2 separate regions of the Homo sapiens genome follow, and region 1 is linked to region 2. Evidence: chromatin loops called from intact Hi-C (ENCODE). Cell type or tissue: HepG2. All regions are shown on one strand. Each heading gives the region's core, and the rest is flanking DNA. Links, peaks and the distances in the headings are about the cores only.

Evidence for each region. Hi-C counts contacts between places; a loop is a spot of excess contacts. Peaks named below come from ENCODE experiments on the same cell type or tissue, not always from the same donor. Only the 100,000 strongest peaks of a DNase experiment are listed, where the experiment ranks them.
Region 1: it touches region 2 in a loop (10-fold over the local background); 2 of 110 quality-filtered maps call a loop at or near these places.

Annotation. Positions count from the first base shown.
Region 1 is chr6:63,303,672-63,313,795 of GRCh38, forward strand. All of the region lies in intron 1 of LGSN (lengsin, lens protein with glutamine synthetase domain), which reads right to left. Among named protein-coding and RNA genes, the nearest start is that of LGSN, 11 kb to the right of the region's middle. In HepG2, for the core only: a CTCF peak has its summit at 4,358 (motif pointing right); a DNase peak (open chromatin) is centred at 4,360.
Region 2 is chr6:63,592,960-63,603,083 of GRCh38, forward strand. No RefSeq gene overlaps it. Among named protein-coding and RNA genes, the nearest start is that of PTP4A1, 26 kb to the left of the region's middle. RefSeq lists enhancers at 5,483-5,642, 5,723-5,782. In HepG2, for the core only: a CTCF peak has its summit at 5,791 (motif pointing right); a DNase peak (open chromatin) is centred at 5,822; H3K4me3 peaks cover 1,838 bases.

The sequences.
Region 1 (10,124 bases), core at 960-8,959, 290 kb before region 2:
TTTTCATTAGGTAAAAGGAGCTTTTTATGATCCACTGACTGGGTACAGTCAAACCCTTCATGGTCTAAAACTTAGAGACTGGGCCTTCTGGAAACACCATCAGAGAAAGACTTCCCTTGCCACTCACACTGCAGTAAAATACTGGGACCTTGAACCTTGAGTCTGGCCCATCCAGCCTCTTGAAACCAAACACTTGTTAGAGACCTTAAGGTAAAGCTAACCAGAGAACTTTCTCCCTTGAAGCAGATGGCATCCTAGACATAGAAAGCTTTCCCAAGATCATGGAACAAGACTTCTCTTCCATCGTGAGATTCTTAACCTTTCTTAACTTTTGCCTTGCTTATGCCTCTTGGAACAACACAGTGGGAAAAGGGGCCTATGTGTGTGAAGTATATTTTTATTTGTGTTAGATTTCACAGACAACCTTATACATGAGCAACCTTATCTCTTGATGGATGCAAGATGAAGGGCCAGTGTAGGCTAGGAATTTTAATGACACCTTTGTTACTCCATAATCAGTCAGAAACAGAACATCAGTCCACTTCTTTTAACGTACATCCTAGGTTAAATAAAACATTGCCAAGAGGCCTTCACCTTTCTAGATGGGCATCATTTGTTAGTTCCCTTTTTCTATGGCTTGGAGTAAATGAGGTAATGATTAGAAATGTATCCCTTACAGTAGTCTGTACAGCAGATTTTACTGCAAAACCTGTGGCTGTGCAGCAGACTTCTTTAAATTCTCTTGCTAAAGTTGTGCTAGATAATAAAATTGCTCTAGATTACCTACAGGCTGAACAGGGAGAAATCTGTGCAGTGGCTTACACTTCTTATTGTACATGAATAAATACACTGGGTTTTGTAGAGATTCAGTTACAAGAGATTAATGAACAGGCTGCTTAATTAAAACATGTAGACTTTTCATCTGGCTTATTCTTTGATCTATTTAACTTTAGTTGATTAATAGGAACTAATAGGAACCTTGGCTAAGGAGCATACTCCAAATTCTTGGTATGCTCCTGCCAGTCACTATAGTAGTCATTATCATTATCATTCTGACAGTCACAATAGTATTCTCCCTGGTATGCTATATTCTCTCCAAAGTTTTAAATGTTTGCAGACAGCCATGTGTAGAATGTCAGATGGTATCTTTGACTGGAATGACAAAATCTCAAAGAAATGCCTGATCGTGAAGACACTATAACCTATCAATAATGTGCTAAGACAGAAAACCCAAAATAATGGTAATAGGAAGTAGCACCAAAGCCCTAAGTTTTGGTCACACTCTCATCTAGGTGAGAACCTGACCAAAAGAAGAGAATTGTTAAACAAAATTATGGAAGACCATTGTTCTGGACTGAACTCTTGCATTAGACCCCAACAGAACAGACCAAATCAAAACAAAATCACTCATGCTAATACAACATAATCACAGTGAAACTTTAAGGAAGAAGATAGATTCCAAAACAGTACAGTTTTTTTTTCTTCTGAAAACAGGAGATCCCAGCATAATAAAGAGGTCCCCTCTGCTCTAACCCTTACAAAAAATTAACCTAAAGTAAACAATCAGGTTATTTTTCTCTCATTCTGTTTCCATATTCCCACCTTACAAAATCCACTGTACTGCTATTTCCCAGTGGAATTTGAGACCAAATAAGTCCATTTACAATGGTGTGAGAGTGACGTCAATGCCTAAGGTTTCAGTCAACCTCTCAATCTTAAGAGGTTGACCCAAAGGGAGGAATTGTTTACATAAAGCTACCTCCTTACATATCTTAAGTTTGGCCTAGAACTTTATAAACAGACTATAACCTACTCCTGTACCAATTAGAATTTCAGATGCCTGCCAATCACAGGCAGCCAACTGTTCAAACCATGTTCAAATAAGGGAAACTCCCAGCTGTAACTAATTCAGCTGTTTCTGTGACTCATTATTGTCTTCTGTACATCACTTTTCTTGTTCTGTCCATAAATGTTATCCAACAATGTGGCAGCTCCAGAGTCGCTCTGAACCTATTTTGGTTCTCAGGGAGGCCCAATTCTCAAATCATTCTTTGCTCAATCAAACTCTGTTAAATTTAATTTGCCTAAAGTCTTTTAAATAATATCCAGCCAGGTGGGGTGGCTCACGCCTGTAATCCCAGAACTTTGGGAGGCTGAGGTGGGTGGATCACTTGAGGCCAGGAGTTCAAGACCAGCCTGGGCAACATGGCAAAACTCCATCTCTACAAAAAATACAAAAAATTAGCCAGATTTGATGGCTAATTTGGTGTCTGTAGTCCCAGCTACTTGGGAGGCTGAGGCATAAGAATCGCTTAAACCCAGGAGGTGGAGGTTACAGTGAGCCAAGATCGCACCACTGCACTCCAGCCTGGGCAACAGAGTGAGACTCTGTCTCAACAACAAAAAAATAAAGTCTTTAAAATAATACCTATAAAAATATTAACATTTTAAAAGCATTGCCATATCCAGACAATATTTTATATTTCATCTAATACCCACAACATACAGGGAATATTTATTATCACCTACATTTTTTCCAAAGCAGAAATAACCCACAGGGGTTAGGTAATTTGTTCAAGGTCATATCTGAGGAAGAATAGGAATTCAAATCTAAGTATTTTATTTGAGGTGCTTCCTACATCACCATAGCTTGATAATTGACTTAAATGGAATTCTGTTTTTATTATATAGTGTGATCTGTGTAACTCATAAAACTTGTTCAACTTCTTCAATTATATATTCTTTTTCAATTGTATTTTTATAACTCTTTTCTGTATAAAAGCAAAACCCATCTTAATTCACATCACCACCAGTTTAACCTTCATTAGTCCCAAGAGTGAAGTTGTAACCTACTATGGATAAGGCAAAATCAAAGACATAAAAATAAACAAAACATAAAACATGATTCACAAAGAATATTACAATCTAGTAGAGGCAATAAAGTGTTGCTGTGGCAGTTAAGGGCCTCCATGTTGTAAAGAAAGAGATATGCTCAGGTTAGCCTAGTTCAAGGAGAGCAAACTCAAATAGCAGACAGATTACAAAAAAACACAATGGGCTGGAGGGCGAACGCAGTAGTTGATAGCCCTTCCCAGGAAGGAGCCAACACAGGAGTCCAGACAATTGTTGCCATATTAAAACGTGGCCCTCGTGTTGCCAGTTTTACAAATTTTCAAAACATGCCAGAAATCTGGATTTTTATTTGAAATTTCATGATTGTTAAATACTGCCAATTGATTTAAAATGTAAGGTAAGAAGTAAAGAAATAAACTTTCTCAACTACCACACAACTAGGTCTCAAAACTACCGGAATGCTGTTCAGAATATGCAGCAGCTCTAGAGATATGAGGCACAACTGTATCAGCAGTGACCACCTGTCTTTTCCCCAACAGTGGTATCTAGTGTGGTACTAAAGGGTGATGGTAAAAATATTTAGCCATTAGTACATCTAATAAAAATAACCAACACTTATATTGTGCCTATTATGTGCTAGATCTCTTCTAAATGCTTTGTCTTAATTTATTTAGTCTGAAAAATATCCCATGTGATAAATACATTACCATCCTATTTCAGAGATGAGAAAAATTGAGTCAAAGAAAGACTAATCAACTAACCCAAGCTCACAAGTCTCATAAGTGACAAAGCTCAGATTTGAACCCAGCCAGTTGGCTCCAGAGCACCAAGTACTTGGCACACTCTTAATGAACACTGTCACCAGGATATCCTCCCAACCATTGCTGGGGTGCTAGGAAGCTGTAGCAAGGTCCTGGAGGGCCTGTAGGGCCAGGTACTAGTTCTTTAACTCTTTAATTGATGGGCTGTGGACAGGTCCAAGAGCCCCAGGGAAATACTAGGACAGGTAGAAAAGTTTGGGTAGAGTGGACCATTAAGAGGCTCTTGTTAGCCACTGTTTACCAATCAGTTTAGAAATATTTGACCATTTATCAAGTACTCAGTGGTGCAGCTCTCCCTGGTGGCACCATTATGTTGGAAAAGCAATGCCTGATGCATGGTAAGTACTAAACAGAGGTCAGCCACAAATATTGCCTGGGCACTATGCATTACTGAGGATTTCTGGTGGAAAGATAACTCATTCTAGATTACCTCACAGGCCCTGGCCAGCCTAGAGGTGACTTTCATTGGGTCAGGCACTATTCCCTTATCTAAGAAGCTCCAGATTCTAAACACAATAAAATAGGGGAACCTCTCAGAATCATGAAGGCATATCAAGCAGTCCGAGGATTCTTAGAGTGGGGCAGTGTGATCCAAATAGCCTGGCTTGGACTCTACAGTAATGCTGTTACTACACAGGCAGAGTATTTCAGTCTTCAGATAGGCTAACCTTAAACAGAAGAGGGCGCATTTCAGCTGAAGATAGGGAGTGAGGTAAACCAGGCTGGAAGAATCATGAGCGTAAGTACAGATATGCAGTTTCATTTTGATTGCATGGCATAAATATATACATTTAATTCATGCTTAATTTGGACAATCCCAAATTTCTGCTACAACAGGTTGATTTTCATTCTTTTGATATTTTCACCAGAGCAGCTTTTCACAATTCAAAAATGTTTCCACTATCGTTTCGTCAGATGGCTTTTTGTCTCATACATGGGAATGGCCATAAAAAATGTTTCCTCTTACATTCAAGTTCATTACAAGACATTTTCATAATTCATGTTTTTCTCACCATGGTGATTCTTTTGAAATGGTGTTTATATGGTTTAATATAAGTTTATCATTTTGCATTTCAACTCAGTGACTTGATCAAATTAACTAAAAAACGCTTAACCTAAAGGAATACTGCCAAGCATTAAATGTAGACCCTAATTTGACCTAATAAATTTCTTTCCAATATAATAATGAGTTATTTAGGTTCTAAATATCAATGATTTTATTGATTTAGTTTTAATTTTCTCTAACAGTTACCTTTTTAATGTCAATACAAAAAAAAAAAACTTTTTTTGACCCCTATATAATAGTTATAGTCCGAGGTGTAGGCATTAATGCATTTACCAAACATCTGATTTTGTTAATGAGAGAGGTGCATGAAAACGCAAACAAGCAAATCAAAATTTCATCAAGTTTTAACCTCTGTTAGAAATAGTGGAAAAAGGGATCGATAATTATCAAACTTAAAAGAATATGTCAAAGAGGAAAGAATGTGCCTTCAGTTACCTTTAAGTGTGTTCTTCAAAGAAAAAAGAAAGAAAATGTGCTTAAAATATTTACAGAAGTGTTATTTCAAAGACTACATCACAAACTTGTATTAATTACTTTAAAAATATCCGTACCTATTAACCTTGTATTCCTACTCCTAGCAACTTGGTTTAAGAAAATAATCCAAGATACGTCATGTATGTTCAGTGCCACCTTCATTATAATAGTAAAAATGTGAAAGTAGCATACGAGAAAGTAGAAAGAGTTAAATACACGTGGCAATTCTTTTCAAGTGATTTACCATTTAAAAATAAGCGCTTCTGGCCGGGCGCGGTGGCTCACGTCTGTAATCCCAGCACTTTGGAGGCCGAGGCAGGTAGATCACCTGAGGTCAGGAGTTTGAGACCAGCCTGGCCAACATGGTGAAACCCCGCCTCTAGTAAAAATACAAAAATTAGCCGGGTGTGGTAGCGGGTGCCTGTAATCCCAGCTACTCCAGAGGCTGAAGCAGGAGAATTGCTTGAATTTGGGAGGCAGAGGTTGCAGTGAGCCGAGATCTCGTCATTGCACTCCAGCCTGGGCAACAGAGCAAGACTCTATCTCAAAAAGAAAAAAATAAAGCTCTTCCATTTTCCATCTTTTGTCACCTGGATTGACACAATTTTTTTCAATATCTTCTTTTTTGAAGTGTCTTTTTAAAACTGCCCATTTTTATAAGATTGTCTAGTGGGGTTTTTTTGGCGTTTTCCTTTAATTTTTTAAACTGACAGATAAAATTGTATGTATGTATACCACAAAATGTTTTAAAGTATGTATACATTATGGAATGGTTACATCTAGCTAATTAAATATGCATTATTTCACATACTTATCACTTGGTGATGAGAACACTTAACATCTGCTTTCTTAGAATTTTCAAGAAGGTATATTATTAGCTATAGCCACAATGCTGTGTATTAGATGTCTTGAATTTATTATTCCTATTTAACTGTAATTTTGTATTCTTTGACCAACTCCACAATTTCTAGCCATTCTCTGTGCATCCAATGTTACCCTTCTTCTATTCATCCTTCATACTACTGCCATGTTATTTTTCTATAACACAATTTTGGTTTTGTTATTTCTTTGCTGAAAATACCTCCACAATTCTCCCTTCACCTTCAGGGAAAACTCAAATTGGTATTCTCTAAGGCTCTGCATAATCCAGGCTCTCAACAATCTCTCCAGCCTTCACAGCTGGGAATTTTCACATACAAACCCTATCTCCATCTGTACAAAACTAGTTTTATCATTTCTTGGGGTCACACTGTTTCCTTCTTTCCTAGGCTCCTGTTGATTATCTAGCCTGTCCTGATAAGACAGTTACCTACTTTTCTGGCCACAACCAAAAATTAACCTGCAGGGTGGTTTGATGTAGCCATCCATTACAAAATGATTAATGTTCTTATTTGGGGACAGAAGGGCTACAAAAGGTGACCTAGATCTCCTTTCCTTTTAAAATGTTTATTAATTTTAATTGACAAGTAAAAATTATATATATTTATGGTATACAATATAATCTTTTGATATATGTATACATTGTGGAATGGCTAAATTAAGCTATTAGGATATATATTATCTCCCATTTTTTGTGGTGAAAACACTGAAAATCTATTCTCTCAGCAATTTTTATATATACAATATGAAGGTATGTCAAAAAGTTCATGGAAATGGAATTAAAAGATAAAAATATAAAATATAAACTTTATTTCTCAACATAAGCTCTATCAAGGTTAATATACTTTTGTAAGCAATCATAGCAGCCATTTAGTGCATCCCTTTAAAAATGAGGGTCCTGGAAGATAAACATATGAATGCGGTCTTTTTTACATTATTAACTAAAGAAAAATGAATCCCCTTTACAGATTTTTGTAAGATTAGGAAACAAAAGGAAGACAGAAGGAGCCAAATCAGTGCTGTAAACTGGATGCTTATGATCTCCCATCAAAATGCTCACAAAATTACCCTTGTTCGATGCAAGGCATGAGCAGGAGCATCATCGTGGTGAAGTAGAACTCTCTAGTGAAGGTTTCCTGGGCATTTTTCTGCTAAAGTGTTGGCTAACTTTCTCAAAACACTTTCCTAATAAGTAGGTCTCATTCTTTGGCCCTCTAGAGAGTCAACAAGCAAAATGCCTTGAGCATCTCAAAAAACACAATTGCCATGACGTTTGCTCTTGACTGGTCCACTTTTGCTTTGACTGGACCACTTCTACCTCTTGCTAGCCATTGCTGTAATTGTGCAGTATCTTCAGGATCATACTGGTAAAGCCATGTTTATCTCCTGTTACAATTCTTTGAAGAAATTCTTCAGAATCTTGATCATACCGGTTTAAAATTTCCACTGAAAGCTCTTCTCTTATCTCCAATTGATCTGGGTACAATGGTTTTGGCACACATCAAGTAGAAACTTTGCTGTACTTTAAGTTTTCAGTCAGAATTGTGTAAACTTAACTAACTGAGATGTCTATGGTGTTGGCTATTGTTTCTGCTGTTAATCGCCAGCCGTCTTCAATCAAGGCATGAACAATTAGGGCAAATTGATGTGGATGATCTGCCACTTCAGCCTTCATCTTCAACATTGTTTAATCTCTTCTCAAAAAGAGTCACCCATTTCAAACTGCTGATTTATTTGGAGCATTGTCCCCACAAACTTTTTATAAAGCATCAAGGATTTCACCATTCTTCCACCCCAGCTTCACCATAAATTTGATGTTCATTCTTGCTTTGATTTTAGCAGAATTCATGCTGCTCTGATACATGCTGTATTCAAACTGATGTCCTATGCTTAATGCCTCAAACTATATCCTGTTCAGACATGTCATAACAAATTAGCATGAATTTACTTTGGTTCAAAATATTTTAAAATCCACGCACAGTTTTTATAATACACATTTTCCATGAACTTTTTGAGGTCCTCTTATATATTATTATTAACTGTAGTCACCATGTGGTACAGCAGATCTCTTGAAACTACTCTTCTTTCTAAATAAAATTTTTTATTCTTTGACCAACATCTCCCCAATCCCTTCACCACCCACCCTCTGTTAACCACATTCTACTCTCTGCTTCTCTGAGTTCAACCTTTTTACACATCACATATAAGTGAGATCATGAAGTATGTGTCTTTCTGTGTCTGGCTTATTTCACTTAACATAATGTCCTCTAGGTCCATTCATGTTTTAACAAATGACAGAAAATTTTATTTGGCACTTAAGGGATCATAATGCCTGGGCTAAGCTAATTATTGCCTGTTTAAGGCTTCCTTCCTTTCAAAGGCTGAATACTATCCCATTGTGTATATATATCACTTTTTCTTTATCCATTCATCTATTGCCAGATGCTTAGGTCAATTCTATATCTTAGCTATTGTGAATAATGCTGTAATAAACATGGGAGTGTAGATATCTCTTCAACATACTGATTCCACACCCTTTGGATATATATCCAGTAGTGGATTGCTGAATCATATATAGTAGCTCTATTTTTAATGGATGATTGATGTTCTTAAGTCTCCAATGAAAGTAGAATCCTTATTAAACTTTCTGTCCCTTCAAATAACTCATAGTTATGTTGTCTTCATTATAATTGGTAAATTATATAGTATCCCTTTGGAGATCTCACCTAATGCTTCATTAAATAACTTTCAGTATCATTAAAGTAGAGCTTTCGTCCATGTATAAGTTTTTTTTCTCCAAACTAAAAGGCATTAATTACTTTAGTCCCAGGCATTATGATCTCTTAAGTGCCAAGTATACATTTAAGTGTCCCTTGTAGAATTGAGAAACACTACAGCTAGGTCAGGATACCATAAAACAAGGAACTATTTATATCTCTAATACCCACTTGGGTAATCTGGAGTAGAGATTACATTGATCTGAACTAGGAGAATAGCTCTGGAGAAGCGGGCGAAATGAGCATAGTGCAGACATACTTGGGAAGTGGATTTCGCAGCTTGGTAACTAGCTGGATATAGGAAGTGTCAGAGACAGAGGAATGAAAAATGACAACCACATTTCTGACTAGGAAACCCAAAAAGCAAAGACTTGAGAAAGGAAATTATGAGTTCTGTTTTGGGCATATGGAATCTAAGGTGATTGTGTCATCTGGAGGTGTCCAGCAAGCATTGACCATAAGGGTCAAAATGTAAAAGACAAAATGGAAGGAAAAAATAGCCTTGACAGTGGTTGGAATTATTAAGGGAAAGAACAGGGACTGAGAAAATAAGAGATGTAAAAGAGAACTGAGATGTTCATTTAAATGGTGCACAGTAAAAATAAATAAATAAATAAATAGAACTAAAAACCCACCATAGTTAATGAGTAAACATAAAAAGGAAGTACCAATGGACCATGCTGCTGAAATGATAAATAAGATTGTTATTAATACTTGCCCTTTGTATTTTGCAACCCAAGTCACTGGAGGCCTTGGTAAGGACAGTCACGGTGGAAGCATGTGAGCAGCAGCTAGATCCAGTGAGTTGAAAAGGAATGTGAGTTGTTTAGCCCAGGATCTACACCCAGCAGGCACACAAGAAATATTATCAAATGAAAATATGAAATACAACTCAAAAGTATGAAGTAAAGAAGACAGAAAATATGTCTACCAGGGGAGTACATAGAGGTTCAAGAAAAGTTTACGTTGCTTTTAGGTAGAGAAGACTTGCATATATTTAAATGCTAAGACAGCCAGGCACAGTGGCTTACACCTGTAATCTCAGCACTTTGGGAGGCCAAGGTGGGCAAATGACTTGAGGCCAGGAGTTTGAGACCAGCCTGGCCAACATAACAAGACCCCCATCTCTACTAAAAATATAAAAATTAGCTGGACATGGTGGTGCACGCCTGTAATCCCAGCTACTCGGGAGACTGAGGCACAAGAATCACTTGAATCCGGGAGGTGGAGGTTGCAGTGAGCCAAGATTGCACC
Region 2 (10,124 bases), core at 1,216-9,215:
CTTCTATCTTAGGCTTTCATTTTTCGGGAAGCTAGCTGCCACATCTTGCTGTTAACTAAGCACCCTATGGAAAGGCCCATGTGGAAAGAAAATGAGATTTCTAGCTTCAGCCAGTGAGGCATGAGCTCAGCCAAACACCGAGTAAACTTGGAAGCAGACCCTCTAGACTTCAGATAATTGCAGCAACCTTCAGCCAGAAACATGCAACTAAGCTGCTTCTGGATTCCTCACCCACAGAAACTTTTTTTTTTTTTTTGAGGCAGGGTCTCGCTCTATGGCCCAGGATAGAGCGCAGTGGTGCGATCTCAGCTCACTGCCACCTCCGCCCCGAGTTCAAACAGTTAATTCCAGGCGCACGCCACCATGCTCCGCAAATAATTTTTGTACTTTTAGCAGAGACAGGGTTTCACCATGTTGGCCAGGTTGGTCTCAAACTCCTGAACTCAAGTGATCTGCCCGCCTCAGCCTCCCAAAGTGTTGGGATTACAGGCATGAGCCACGGCTCCAGGCCTGGATATCTGATGTACAGAAACTTTGAGATAAATGTTTGTTGTTTTAAGTTGCAAAATGTAGGAGTAATTTGTTATGCAGCAATAGATACCTAATACAACACCCCCCACCATACTAGATAATTTGAAGCAAACCCCAGAAGCAATATCATTTCATCTGAATATATTTCATTGTGGATTTCTAAAAAATAATTTCTTTTTTCTAAACATACCATCATATTATCACACTTAGAAATGAACAATAACTGCTTAATATAATCAAGTATCCAATGTATCTAATCACTGCTCAAGTTTCTTTATCTCATTTTTTTTAAGTTTATTCAATTTAGGATTCAAATAATTTCCATACATTGCAACTGGTTGGTATATTTCTTTTATAGGTTCTTTCTCAATTTTTTTTTGCAATTTATTTGTTGAAAAAATTGGGTTGTTTGTCCTGTAGATATCCTATATTCTAGATTTTGCTGACTGCATTCACAGGGTGGATTTTTTTATGTATATATTTTTAAAAACTTTTTTCTCAAATGGATTCTGACAGTTCAATGGTGCTATTGAACATGCTCCTCTCTCTTGTATTTTCTGTAAATTGGTAATGACAGAGACTTGTTCAGATTAAGAGTTTTTTGTCTGCTTGATAATATTGCATTGTAGGTGGCACTTTTATTAGGAGGCACATAGTGTTAGATAGCTCCTTTTTGGGAATTTTTTTTTTCCGAGTTGGAGTTTTGCTCTTGTTGCCCAGGTTGGAGTGCATTGGTGCGATCTCAGCTCACTGCAACCTCTGCCTCCCGGGTTCAAGTGATTTTCCTGTCTCAGCCTCCTGAGTAGCTGGGATTACAGGTGCCCATCACCACGCCCAGCTAATTTTGTATTTTTAGTGGGGGTTTCATCATATTGGTCAGGCTGGTCTCGAACTCCTGACCTCAGGTGATCCACCCGCCTCAGCCTCCCAAAATGCTGGGATTACAGGCGTGAGCCACCACACCTGGCTTCCCCTCATTATCTATATGCATACAAGAAAGGCAGAATAAATGTATGATATGTGTTCTTTATCAGATTTCAAAATAATGAGTTGGTTTCCTTCTGTGCCCTGAAGATGATCAGTAGGGTTTTTTAAAGCATCATTATGAATTTATGGCTTTAAACATATTTGTTGCACTTTAATCTATTGCAATAGATTAATCCATTATTCATATTAGTGGTCAAATCATCCTGTCTTTGAACAGTGGCAGCTTCTTCAAGTTGGCACCATGTGTTTTTGATATGATCCCAGTAGAATTGATCATTTCTTTGCTTTTTATTATGACATGATGATTTAGCCTCATCATATACTTATTCTGGTCCATATCTAGAATCAGTCATTCCTCCAAGAAGCATCAATTCCATTTATTTGGAAATGGTATTTATAACACAGTCTGCGTAATACATGTTATTTTTACTGGGTTGGTCATTATCTCCAGGTCTTTTCAGTGGACAAAGGTAAAAAAAATACTTTTAAAAAAGAAGCATAACCACAAAAAAGAATGAAATCATATCCTTTGCAGCAATGTGGGTGGAGCTGGAGGTCATTATCATAAGTGAACTAACTCAGAAACAGAAAACCAAACACTACATGTTCTCACATATAAGTAGGAGTTAAACAATGGGTACATATGGACATAAAGATGAAAATTATAGACACTGAGGACTCCAGAAGAGGGGAGGGTGGGAAGGGAGCAAGGGCCGAAAAATTACCTTTTGGGTACAATGTTCACTATTTGGGTAATGGGTAAACTAGAAGCCCAATATCCACCAATATACCCACATAGCAAGCATGCACCATATCCTCTGAATCTAAAATACAATTTTTTTTTTTGAGACAGAGTTTTGCTCTTGTTGCCGAGGCTGGAGTGCAATGGCGTGATCTTGGCTCACTGCAACTTCAGCCTCCCGGGTTCAAGCAATTCTCTGCTTCAGCCTACCGAGTAGCTGGGATTACAGGCATGCACCACCACGCCTGCCTAATGTTTTTGTTTTTTTAGTAGAGGCAGGATTTCGCCATGTTGGTCAGGCTGGTCTTGAACTCCTGACCTCAGGTGATCCACCTGCCTCGGCCTCCCAAAGTTCTGGGATTACAGGCATGAGCCACCTCGCTCGGCCAATAAAATACAATTTTAAAAAAGAAAACTACATTTTGTATGACTTTATCTATATGAAATGTCCAGAACAGACAAATCTATGGACACAAAAAGTAGATGGTGTTTGCCTAGGAATGGTGAAAGTGAAGGAACATGGAAGAGGGCGGCCGTGATGGCTAAGAGATGCAGAATTTCTTTTCGGGGTGATGAAAATATTCTAATATTGATTGTGGTGGTGGTTACACAACTTTGTGAATATTGTGGGAGACATTGAGTTGTACACTGTAAATGGACGAACCATACAGTATGTGAATTATACCTCAGTAAAGTTGTTTTAAAAATTCCAATGGCAGAATCAAGATAATTTTTTAAATTATCTATTTTGGATGTACATACTCCACATGATCTGAATATTTCTATGCTTTTGCAATAATTTTAAATGAAAGGAGAATGAAGGAAATGCCTAACTTTTCAAATAGTTTGTAAATTAATCTAACACATTTGCATTTTAGAGAACATCATAATGACTTTTCTATACAAGTTAATCTGAAATTCATGAAATAGACACAAATTCTGTATCCATGCACAAAAGTGAAGATAAGAAATAAGACAATTTTCAGGAACATTCCCTTAAACATTCTCCTCTGATTTAACCTGGCTTGCCTTACCATGGCAATAGAGAAATCACTAAAACATGCTGTTTAACAGGAAAAAAGTCTCTCAATTTCTGTGAGGAGTGATGTATGATTCTGATCTCTCCTAAGGGTAAATATTATAATATTATATCAAAAAATTATGTAATTATAAGCAAAAGTGGCAGAAAGAAAGTCAGAGTTTAAGAAGTAAGTGCATTATACTGGCCAGGCATGGTGGCTCACTCCCGTAATCCCAGCACTTTGGGAGGCTGATGTAGGCAGATGGCTTGAGACCAGGAGTTCAAGACCAGCCTGGGCAACATGGCAAAACCCCTCTCTACAAAAAATACAAAACTTAGATGGGCATGGTGGTCTGTGCCTATAGTCCCAGCTATTATGGAGGCTAAAGTGGGAGGACAGCTTGAGCCTGGGAGGCAGAAGTTGCAGTGAGCCAAGATTGCAACACTGTACTCCAGGCTGGGCGATAGAGGGAGATCCAGTCTCAAAAAATAAGTGGAAAAAAATAAGTGCACTATAAAGATAATTAAACTGTAGTATAAAATAAACTATACTGAGACTGGGTGCTGTGGCTCATGCCTGTAATCCCAACAATTTGGGAGGTCAAGGCAGGCAGATCACTTGAGGTCAGGAGTTCGAGACCAGCCTGGCCAACATGATAAAACCCCATCTCTACTAAAAATACAAAAATTAGCTGAGCATGGTGATGTGCAACTGTAATCCCAGCTACTCAGAGAGCTGAGCCTTGAGAATCGCTTGAACACAGGAGGGGGTGGTTGCAGTGAGCTGAGATCCTTGCCACTGCACTCCAGCCTGGGTGACAAAGTGAGACCCTCTCTCACAAAAAAAAAAAAAATTAATTATAATGAAAATACAAAAAAAAAATAATGTTACAATATCATACTGATACTTCCAACTCAAATTCAGAACTACAGGGATTTTTTTAAAGATTTTAATTGTTTTTAATTGACAATTATATATATTTGTGGGGTACAATGTGATGTTTTGATATATCTACGTATTGTAAAATGATTAAATTAAGCTAATTAAATCCATCACCTCACATACTTACCATTTTTTGTGGTATATTTAAAATTTGCCCTGTTAGCAATTTTGAAAGATACATTATTAACTATAGTCACCATGCTGTGCGATATATCTCAAAAACATGTTTTCTAACTGAAACTTTGTACCCTTTGACCATCTCTCCATGTTCCCACCCCCATAATTAATTATATTAATCATGCAATTAATTATATAATTAATTATATTAATCATGCAATTAATTATATAATTAATTATATTAATCATGCAATTAATTATATAAGTAATTAAATAAGGCTAATTCATTAGGTGCCCCACAAAGGAATAGTTATTTCTTGAGCTCTGTGCCACGTGGTTTAGTAGCTCATTCAGAATGGCTTTACTTCCAGTAACTAAGGAATAGAGAATAGCTGTTGTATTATTATTCCTAGATTTAGTCAAATAACTTGTTTAAACTCTGGTAACTCTTAGTGATGTTAGATGATGAAAATCAAGTGGGAAATTTAGTCATATTTCCATCTATTCCATCGGTCATGCTTGAATGAGATAATTTGGATGAATAAATCTTGATTGCCAATCCCTCAGCATTTCTACCTTCTTCCTTATACAGAACACTGATTTGCTCAGGCACTGTGAAATATTAAGAGAATGAATCATGTTTGATCCAAGCAGTGGTTCTCAACCCTGGCTGCACATTATAATCTCTGCGAAAGCATTTTACAAATATTGAGCCACAGCACCACCCCAAAACAATTCGATCAGAATCGTTGCAAGTTGGGTGCGGGTGCAAATACGTTTTAAAATGTTCCCTGTTGTGCAGCCAAGGACAGGACCACAAGTCTGAGCCAATCATGGCAATTTAGCTCCTTTATCAGTGACCAGGGGAAGATGCCTGATCTGACCTAGGAGACTTAGAGGGGAATTCTGTTAGAGGCTTCTGGTAAAAACAACATTCTTTCCTGAAACAAGAGAAGATTGTATGGAGAAAGACTTGTAAGTACCCGTGCGCTTGCTTGCTGCTTGGAGCAACGTCAGGTGAGTAGGGAACGCTCGGTTGTGGTGGCCATTTGCAACTATCAGGGAAGACACCTGAAGCAATAAAGACAGCCGAGCACGAAGATCGAAGAGTTCCAAGAGACACTGTAATGATAATGAGAATAACTAATTTACTATAGGAATTAGGACTTACACGAATATGAAAAGAGTTGCAAAAGTGAAGGTCTGGAAGGGAGAGTCAGAGAATCAGAGAAATAGGCTGAAGAGTCCACTGAAGCACTGATGTGAGTAACAAACTGCAGCTGGCCGAGAAATCCAGGAAATCAAGCGTGACCAGTTGCCAAAGTGGGACTGCAAAGAGCGTATTCATGGAGGGTCTCGAAATTGCCATCTCTGGGGAAAGGTTCGTCTTTGTGTAGCTATCGCCTACACCCTGGGTCAGGGGCTGTTATTGATCAGCCGAACCAGCAGGTGGCAAGAGAGGCAAGACACAGAATGGAGAACAGCAGGACAAGCTGGGACTCGCAGCATCTGTCTCTACCTGTCGCCCGGTTTCACAGCAATGACCTTTTGAGCACAGTCGCTTCAGTTTCATTCACTTTTCAAATCTCATACACATTCCTCTTTTGTTCAATTCTAACCTAGAACCATATAGGGAAGAGGATTCTGGGAAATGTAGTTCCCATCCTTAGCCAAGAAATGGGATAAACAAGCAAGTTATAATCCTTATGGAAAGTCTAAATTTCGTGGTTAAAAATCATCAATAAAGTCAAGTTTGAGATAATACCAGCTGAGTACTTCTCAGAACCTTGCCGTCTCCATTATTTATAAATGCAAATCAATTTCTTTACATTTGTAGGCCCATGCTTCTTTTTAAGTTCTGGTACTTCCCTCTTACAGAGATAAATTGGTAATAAGCACACACTATCGACAAAGAGTAAAGGTTAGGGACAAAAATTCAAAGGCTAAGAAGGATTTAAAAAATTAAAATTTGAAGAAGCAGATTGATGTTAAAAATAAAGATTGATGGGAATTAAAACATTCAATAGATAGGAAAAACAGACTGAAGTAGGAATTAAAAACAGGAAACTTCTACTTTTAAATGTGTTGAGGTTAAAAAGTAGAGAGAAGCAAACCAAAAAACGGGGAAAGAGAGAAAAAAGCGGGGAGAGACGGTACAAGGGAGAAAGACTGCAATACGTTTGAGTTCCTGGTTCCAGATACCTTTGATGCTAACTGTACTGCTGATCTTAATAGGGTTTTTTGGTTTTATTTGGTTTGGTTTTTGAGACAGTGTCTCACTCTGTTGCCCAGGCTGGAGTACAATGGTGACATCTCGGCTCACTGCCACCTCCGCCTCCCGGGTTCAAGCAATTATCCTGTCTCAGCCTCCTGAGTAGCTGGGATTACAGGCACATGCCACAACGCTCAGCTAATTTTTGTATTTTTAGTAGAGACAGGGTTTCACCATGTTGGTCAAGCTAGTCTTGAACTCCCGACCTCTGGTGATCTGCCCTCCTCGGCCTCCCAAAGTGCTGGGATTACAGGCGTGAGCCACCGTGCTCAGCCAGGGTTTGTTTAAATGAGCCAACAAATCCCCATTTTTTGCCCAAACTAGTTCCCTAAACTGGGGTTTTTTGATTTACAAACAAGAGTAATAATGGATTTTATTAGACAAATACTCTTGGAAATTTACCCAGTTATTTATTGCACTAATTTTAGTTAAATGAATGTTTTAATTTTTTTTTTAACGTTTGATTTGGTTATTTTCCAATTGATTTTTAATCCTTCCTCCTTGGAAATCCTGCTTTCTATTCTTCCTTTAAAGGTAGTAATTCCAAGATTTGAAGAATGATAATAATACTATATAGAAGTAATTCCTAGGACTATATGATATGCAATACCTCAAAACTAATCACACTTGTTCTTCAACTATACAGTGGATAAAAAATTCAGAGACGTAGTCTAGTATTTTGAAGACAGCACATTATCATTTATGCCAAGAAGAAAACGTCATGACTCAAAAAGTGAAACTAGTAAAGCTTTTAGGCAAAGCTCTAAGGGGAAGAGTATTCTGTACTGCCTTACAAAGTAAGTATACTTCCTGTTTGTGGGAAGAACAATGAAGAGAATACAAGGGCGTCCAATGTTGGTTCACTTTATGAAAACCCAACATTTTTAAAAATTGTGTTATTATTATTGCTATCATTTTGAGACGGAGTCTCACTCTGTCGAGCTCTGTCGCCCAGGCTGGAGTGCAGTGGTATGATCTTGGCTCATTGCAACCTCCGCCTCCTGGGTTCAAGCGATTCTCCTGCCTCAGCCTCCAGAGTAGCTGGGACTACAGGCACCCACCACCATGCCCAGCTAATTTTTGTATTTTTAGTAGAGACGGGGGTTTCACCATGTTGCCCAGGATGGTCTCGATCTCTTGACCTCGTGATCCGCCTGCCTCGGCCTCCCAAAGTGCTGGGATTACAGGCATGAGCCACCATGCCTGGCCTTTTTTTTTTTTTTTTTTTGTAACACAGAGTCTCACTCTGTCTGTCAGGCTGGAGTGCAGTGGCGTGACCTCGGCTCACCGAAACCTCCACCTCCCGGGTTGAAGCGATTCTCCTGCCTCAGCCTCCTGAGTAGCTGGGATTACAGGCACCGCTACCACACCTGGCTAATTTTTTTTTGTAATTTTAGTAGAGGCGGAATTTCACCATGTTGGCCAGGTGAAAACCCAGGGTAAGAATGCTCAGCTGCTGCAGAATAGTCATCTGTTCAACTAACGTTAATTGTTCCCTCTTGAGGTACAAAACACTACCAGAGACCAGACCCAAGGGACTATGTATGTGGAAAGAAGAAACTGGAAGCTTCCAATTGGTACTAACAAAATTTCAGAATCTGGAGGCTAGCAACTGATCCCAAACTCTTTTTTGTTTGTTTTTCATTGGAGAGTGAGAGTGAAAGAGGACAAGTCAGAGAAGGAGAAGCAATTTTTTTTTTTTTTCCTTAAGACAGGATCTATCTCTGTCACCCAGGCTGAAGTGCAGTGGTGAGATCATAGCTCACTGCAGTCTCCATCTCCTGGGCCCAAGCAATCCTCCTGGCTCAGCCTCCTGGGTAGATGGGACTACAGGCACACACCACCACACCCAGCTAATTTTTTATTTTTTGTAGAGATGGGGTCTCACTATGTTGCCCAGGCTGGTCTCAAACTCCTGGGCTCAAGTGTTCCTCCCTCCTCAGCCTCCCAGAGTGCTGGGATTACAGGTGTGAGCTGCCTTGCATGGCCTGTTTTATAGTTTTAAAAAAATTGATACATAATAATTGTACATATTTATAGGGTCCATGTGATATTTTGATGCATGCATATAATGTATAATGATCAAATCAGGGTAATCAGGATATCCATCACCTCAAACATTTATCATTTCTTTATGTTGAGAACATTTCAAATCTTCTTGTGCAGCTATTTTGAAATACACAATAAATTATTTTTAACTATACTCACTCTTCTATCCTCTTTTCTACATGTTTCACTTATGTATTGTGGTATTAAGAAAACACTCCAAAACTTAATGGCTTAAAACAACAATCATTTCCTTATCTCTCATGGTTTCTGTGGGTCAGAAATTCAGGAAAGCCTTGGTTAGATGGTTCTGGCTTGGGTTTCTAATGCAATTGTAGTGAGACACTGACTGTACCAATGAAGGGCTGAAGCAACTGGGGGCAGGTCAAGCATCTCTCTCCAAGTAGTCTCAGGGTCTCTTTATATGAGCTACTTTAGGCTTCCTCAAAGTATGGCAGCCTCAGAATATTTAGGCTGCTTATATGTGGGTGGCATCCCTCAGTGTGATCCTTAGAGATCAAGGTGAACATGTGGCATATTTATTACCTATCCTTAGATGTCACATGGCATCCCTCTGCCATATGCTTTTGGTCAAGGCAGTCACAAAGACTTGCCCAGGTTGGAGAGGAGAAGTCATAACCTACACCCCATCTCTCAATGGGAAGAAAGAAAATGTATGGTAAGAAGAGAGGTGAGATAAAAGATACTGTTGTGGCCACATTTGGAAAATATAATCTGCCACACTGCACCTACCCTTTAACATGTATTTTGTTTTTAGTGCTTCTGAATTGTCCTCAGCACTGTTTAAACCGAATTTCATCTTCATTGTTATAAATATCCACTGGTGAGTAATAAGACAAATGAAAGACAGTGTGTTTTTTCTAAGGCTCCACATCCAACCAACAATAGCCATGCCCATGTCTGTAAACTCCCACCAATCCCCTCTCTATTCCTATTTGAAAATAACTGGAATTAATGAGTTTTATTTTGATAAAGGTCCCTGCAAACCATAGCAGTCACTTTATTGCCTATCTAATATACCAATTTTATGGGCCATATACTATAGGCAAACCACAATATATCAGTAGAATATTACAGTTAAATAAGCATCAAAATATTGATGCATATACTAGATTTTATTATAATTTTCACTTTTTCCAGTGGCTTTGGAATCTTGCTACACTTTCAGAAATATAAGAACTTCTAGAATGGGAATATGAGTGACTTATTTCCTTTAGTCTTTTTTTGTGTTTTGTGCTCTTCAAATTTTTCTATAATAAAGCATTTATTAATTTTCTTTTGTTGTTGTTGTTTTCTGAGATGGAGTCTCACTCTATCACCCAGGCTGGGGTGCAGTGGCATGATCTCGGTTCACTGCAACCTCCACCTCTCAGGTTCAAGTGATTCTCGTGCCTCAGCCTCCCAAGTAGCTGGGATTACAGGTGTGTGCAACCACGCCCAGTAA